2 separate regions of the Homo sapiens genome follow, and region 2 is linked to region 1. The links are chromatin contacts, found by Hi-C or POLR2A ChIA-PET in ENCODE. All regions are on one chromosome and are shown on one strand. Each heading gives the region's core, a stretch centred on a gene start or an enhancer-like site at or near the end of the contact. The rest is flanking DNA. Distances are from core to core; before and after follow the strand shown. Region 1 overlaps ZNF423 (zinc finger protein 423). Region 2 overlaps ZNF423 (zinc finger protein 423).

Region 1 (2,700 bases), core at 139-2,638:
TGGTCCTCACAGAGCCCTGTAGGGTAGATCTCCCTCTGTTTTTACAGATCAGCAGACTGAGATTCAGAGAGGTCAGCGACTTGCCCAAGGTCAGCCAGCCCGTGAGTGGCGGTCGCTGTGACCGGGGTCATATGACTCCGGCTTGCGTCTGGAGCTGGCGCTCTGTGCCTGAGTTCCCACTGGTTTACAGCCCTGGGCAGTCCTTCCTCAGTTGGGCCAGCTGGACATAGGCTCAGCGGGCGACAGGGCTGAGCTGTCCTTGGCGGGGAAGCTGATGGGTTCCACGCTGCCCCCGCCCACCCGCCAGGCGCCCCATTCCTCCCGGGCTGCACTGAGCCTTCTGTGTGCCTCTCCAAAGGACAGGGCATATTTCTTCCCAACCCTCTTAAGACCCAGCCCGCACTGGAGGGCTTCATCATTATGCAAATTAGCTGGATTGGATCCGCTCCCGCAGAGGACTCCGGGGGCAGCAGAAGGACGGAGCTGCCTCTGGAGCGCTGAATTGAGCCTCAGATTAGGCCAGTCGATGGGTGGGGGCTGTGGTGGGGAGTGGGCACGGAGATGGGGCTGGCACCGATGATTTGCCACCCCTGGGGAGGCTGTGGGGATTGGGGGGCTGAGGACTGGTGCTGGAGAAGGCCCGCTGCTTGGGCTTACCCAGGCCAGGCTCCCAGCATTGTTGCCGAACATGGGATGAAGAAAGACATTCTTTTTGGATTTTCTTTGTGTGTTGAGCCCTTTTATGATTCATCAGTAAGTAAATATCAGCTGAGGGGGTGATTTGTTTCTAACAAGCTTATAAAATACTGGCGTCATTTGTGGGCTTATTGGAGTGCTGATTATAAACACTCCCCATGCCCACTCCTCTATGTCAAATTAGCATTCAAAATACAAATATTGGATCTTTGGATCACTTTCTGCTGTCTCTTTGGAAGCTGGTAGGCTGGGAAGGGGTAACAGACCCCAGCCTCAGATGAAGAACATTTCCACTCCACTAGGGGACTTGAGGGGTTGCAGACAGAACCTCTCGCTGCACCCTTGGAAGGGTGGGGGCCACGGGGTGCTCTGAGCTCAGCTGCTCCTCTTGCCTTTCTCGTTGCCAAGTTTCCGCTGACCTGGCTCCTCCCCACCCCCAGAGCCTGTCATCTTCAATCTCATGGAGGACGCAGATCTGGGCAGGCGGCATCTGGCCGGGTGAGCCTGTGGAGCTGCCTCCTCCCCAGGGTGGGCTGGGGCCCAGCCTGCACCCAGCCAGACAAAGTGGTTGTTGAGAGTGTCTGAACTGGCTATGGGAGCCATCACGTGGCAGCCTCCTCATGGGGGGTCCCAGGCCTCCCTGGCATCTGTCCCTGACTCGCCTCCCAGCTCCTCACACCTCCTGGCCTCTGGCCTTCTGGCCATGTGTCACAGCAGGCACATTCCAGCTCACATGGGACAGAACACTGTGTGAGGTACGAGAGTGGATGATGACTCACATCTTTTCAGGGCCATCCATAGGGACCAGCCCAGCAGGTGCATTCACTCCAAGCTCTACAAATGCATAGGATCACTCAATCCTATGCATCAAGCACAATTATATCCCCATTTTACTGATGAGGCCACCGGGACACTCAGTGGCAGAGCCCGGGCTTGAAAATTGGCCTGTCCATTCCACTTGACAGGTGATGGAATAGAGTCAAGGCCAGAGGGAGCAATTTGCCCCCATGAAGGCAGAGACCCAGCAGGGACCAGAAAGCAGATCTGCTGAGGCCTCAGCCCAGCAAGAGCTGTTGAGTGAAGAGTCACTGCCACTGGGAATCTCTGGTCTGAAGATCTGCAAGGCAGGGGCTGAGAGGGGCTGTGGAGCTCTCTGGTCCAACCATTTCCAGTTATAGATAGAGAGACCTAGGCCTAGTCATTACCAACATTGTCTCCATCACTAGTCAGTGGATTAAAATTTTTAAAAAGCTTTTATTGTAGTGTATTACTTCGCTCTCATGCTGCTGTAGAGAACTGCCTGACACTGGATACTTTATAAGGAAAGAGGTTTAATTGACTTGCAGTTCCGCAGGGCTGGGGAGGCCTCAGGAAACTTACAGTCATGATAGAAGGGGAAGCAAACATGTCCTTCTTCACATGGCAGCAGGAAAGAGAAGAATGAGAGCCAAGCATAGGGGGAAGCCCCTTATAAAACCATCAGATCTCGTGAGAAATCACTGTCATGAGAACAGCATGGGGGGAACTGCCCCCATGATTCAATTATCTCCACCTGGTCCCGCCCTTGACAGGTGGGTGTTATTAAAATTCAAGGTGAGATTTAGGTGGGGACACAGAGCCAAACCATATAAATTACAAAGGCTATACATGTTCATTGCAGGAAAACCAGAAAATCCAGCCAAGCAAAAATAAGAAAAACATATCCTGCCTTCCAGAGATGACCCTCTAACACCTTAATGTGTGTCCTTCCAGCAAGTTTCTCAGCGCACACAAGCACACACAAATATAGTCATTCCCTTCTTTCCCTCACTTTTCTTTCTTAACCAAAATAGCATTGTGTTTACTACCTGGTTTTGTGTATTTCCACTTAATTGTGGGTGAAGTGGGAGATTGTTAGTCTGAGTGATTGTTAGTCTGCCTTTTTAGAGAAGACGTTTGTCTCTGGTCCACAGGGCTGTGGACAGAGACTAAATGTTGTTTGTCTCTAGAAAGCCCCCTGCCATT
Region 2 (2,721 bases), core at 74-2,573, 33 kb before region 1:
GGGCTAGACCCTGGGAATCACACCCAGTGCCAATGGAAAAAATTCAGCTCAGAGAAGAAAACTAATTTGCCCAAGGTCACAGCAACTGGAAAGTCAAAGGTAGGACTTGAATTCAGGGCTCTGAACTCTACTGGGGCAGACTGTGTGGGCAGCAGAGAGTTGGGCTCTGGGGGTTTTCCAACAGGACCAGTTTTCTGATGGGTAGGGGCCAATTTGCTAAGGGTTGGCCTTGAGCTACGGACTGCAGTGGCCTGAGTCTACAAGTCTGTGAAAGAGTGCCTGCCTCCAGGTAGTGTCCACGAGTGGCATGGTGGCCTCCGTTTTTATTGGTAGTGAATGTAGTTGCATTGGGGCTAACACTCAATAGACTTGACTCTGTCAAGGTTCAGGGCACCTGGCAGTGCCCAGCCCAGCTACTGCTCTTGCCTGCACCCCTGCCTCTGCCCCTGCCCCCACCACGAGTTCACCTGGCACCATGAGCTCCCTTGGACAGCAGCTGGCCAGGCACCCCAGTCAGCTGCCTGAGCACAGGGACCACAGCCACGGTTGCTGTTCCCAGTGTTCCCAGTGTCTATCTTGGTATACAGTAAGTGGTCAATGCGGGCAGCAGGAAATATGATGAGGGCCAAAGGGATTTGTCTGGTTCTGGCAATTTCCTCCAGAGAGCAAAGGAAACTTCTGGTTCCATGTCTGGGTATGGAGTTTGAGAAACGGGATGAACAGGGTAAGATGAGAACACTGACCTTTGAAATAGCCCTGCCCCTCTGTCTCTCCCAGGAGTCAGGAGCACTATCTGGGGTGATCAGGAGAGAGCCAGGGGAGAAAAAGGACCCCACCCTAAGACAGAGTTTGGCCTTTGCTTCTCCCAGCCTGCACTCAGTCTCTGATCTAACCACCCTGGAGGGCAGCCCGTGCCTCCTTCAGGCTCCTCCAAGTGTGGGCCAGTGACCTACACCATCTGCAGTGTCTCAGAGTGTGCGAGAAGTACCAAAGGCCAGGCCTCACCTGGTCCTGCCAAACAAGAATCCGTGTTTTTAAAAGAGCTCCAGGTGATTTGCATGCTCAGTCAAGTTTGAGAAGGGCTGGCTTGGAAGTCGGGACACCCAGGGCAAATGCTGCCGGAGGTAGCACGGTGCCCTCCAGCCTGGCCTCTGTCGAAGCCCCACCCACTGCTAGCCATACAGCTTGGGGATGTGGCCTGTCCTGGTTTCATTTCCTCCTAGGCACAGTCGGGCCTATCTCCCTGTGCTGCTGAACGAGGACTGGGGCAGCCACTCCTAACACATGCTCTGCACTTAGCTCACAGCCCGGGTGTTGTGAATGCTGGCCGGATGTGATGTTAGAGGCCTGAAGAACCTAGAGAGTGAAGGGGCTGCGGCAAGTAGGAGGGGAAACTGCTGATCTGAGAAGCTAGTTTTGCGTTGGGCTTGTTTAGTGGAGCTTAAATTAGGAGCTAAATACCCGCCAGGACTCCCCGTGGAATTATTACATGAAATGGCAGGGAGACGGGGAGCCAGAGTTAATGCTGGTGATAGCAGTTTTTTTTAAATCTAAAAAAAATGTGTTGAAAGCAAGTGAAACCCCTGGTGATCGCAAATGAATTGCCTAAGTTCTCTTAGCATATCCACTTTCCTGAGTGATGCCTGGGTTCGCGTGAATGAGCCACTTTCTTCTCATTACGAAGGTGCAGTGTGGCTCCTGCAATGACTCCTGGTTCCGGCTGGCAGTCTGGTATGGGCCCGACCCCTCGATCCGCCTGTGGAAGCTGCATCCTTGGTGGTGGCAGGAGGGGCTCCATGGGCAGGGCCGGGCATCTGGGCCTTCTAGCAGTTTAAATGCCTCCGATTAGCAAGTCGGGTGGGAAGAGGTGCTAAAAAGAATCCTTCCCACCTCCTCCGCTGGCATGTTTTGAAGGGAGTTCAGTTATGAGACTATTAAAATGTTATTTTGATAATTAAGCCCACAGCTGTTCTGAGGGCAGCAGGGGCAGGCAGCACACAGGCAGCAGAAGGCCTGGTGCTCTCCCAGGCTCCAGGAGAGAGGGAAAGCAGGAGGGAGCAGGGCAGGGCGAGGTGGGATGCACGACCTGGAGTGCAGCTGGCTGTAGGCGGAGAGTGCCCCTGTCATTGGGTTCAAGGATGCCTTTGAATGACAGGAGGCAACAGTGGCTCCAGCAGGCTTCCAGTCTTAGGTATGGCAAGCTGTCCCCCACATGGGGATACCTACTAGGTTTCACCAAGACTCTCAGAGCAGGGGTCACTAGATCAGTGGTTCTCCAAGTAGAGTCCAAGGACCAGCAGCATCAGCATCAGCAGCAGCATCACCTGAGAGCTTGCTAGAAATGCAAATTCCCAGCCCCACATACAACTGCTGAATCAGAAACTCTGGGTGAGGACTGGCAATCAGTGTTTTGTCTTTTTAGAGACAGGATCTTGCTCTGTCACTGGAGTGCTGTGGTGCTATCATAGCTCACTGCAGCCTCAAACTCCTGGCTCAAGTGATCCTCGTGCCTCAGCTTCCTGATTAGCTGGGACCACAGGCATGTACCACCATGCATGGCTAATTTTTAAAATTTTGTGTAGACAGCGGGTCCCACTATGTGGCCCAGGCTGGTCTTGAACTCCTGACCTCAAGCAGTCCTCCCGCCTCAGCCTCCCAAAGAGCTGGGATTACAGGTGTGAACCATTGCACCCAGCCTGTAATCTTTGTTTTAAAAGACTC

Evidence for each region. A loop is a pair of places that touch in the nucleus more often than their neighbours do. ChIA-PET counts read pairs that join two places held with the same protein, here RNA polymerase II (POLR2A). Pooled maps may share reads with other maps.
Region 2: a loop to region 1 is called in a map of psoas muscle, with 2.1 times the contacts of the local background. The contact joins two enhancer-like sites. A Hi-C loop is called at or near these places in 1 of 168 maps with a recorded cell type or tissue (psoas muscle), 1 of 37 single-sample maps with no recorded cell type and 2 of 50 pooled maps. POLR2A ChIA-PET finds 5 or more read pairs at or near these places in 2 of 52 experiments (H1 and activated T-cell).

What each region holds. Positions count from the first base shown.
Region 1 is chr16:49,541,244-49,543,943 of GRCh38, reverse strand. All of the region lies in intron 5 of ZNF423 (zinc finger protein 423), which reads left to right. Among named protein-coding and RNA genes, the nearest start is that of LINC02179, 76 kb to the right of the region's middle. Within about 2 kb of position 1,388, at least 3 of the 41 ENCODE cell types and tissues checked have a DNase peak (open chromatin) inside an H3K27ac peak, as active enhancers do.
Region 2 is chr16:49,574,078-49,576,798 of GRCh38, reverse strand. The region is part of intron 5 of ZNF423 (zinc finger protein 423); the gene reads left to right. Among named protein-coding and RNA genes, the nearest start is that of LINC02179, 110 kb to the right of the region's middle. Within about 2 kb of position 1,323, at least 9 of the 41 ENCODE cell types and tissues checked have a DNase peak (open chromatin) inside an H3K27ac peak, as active enhancers do.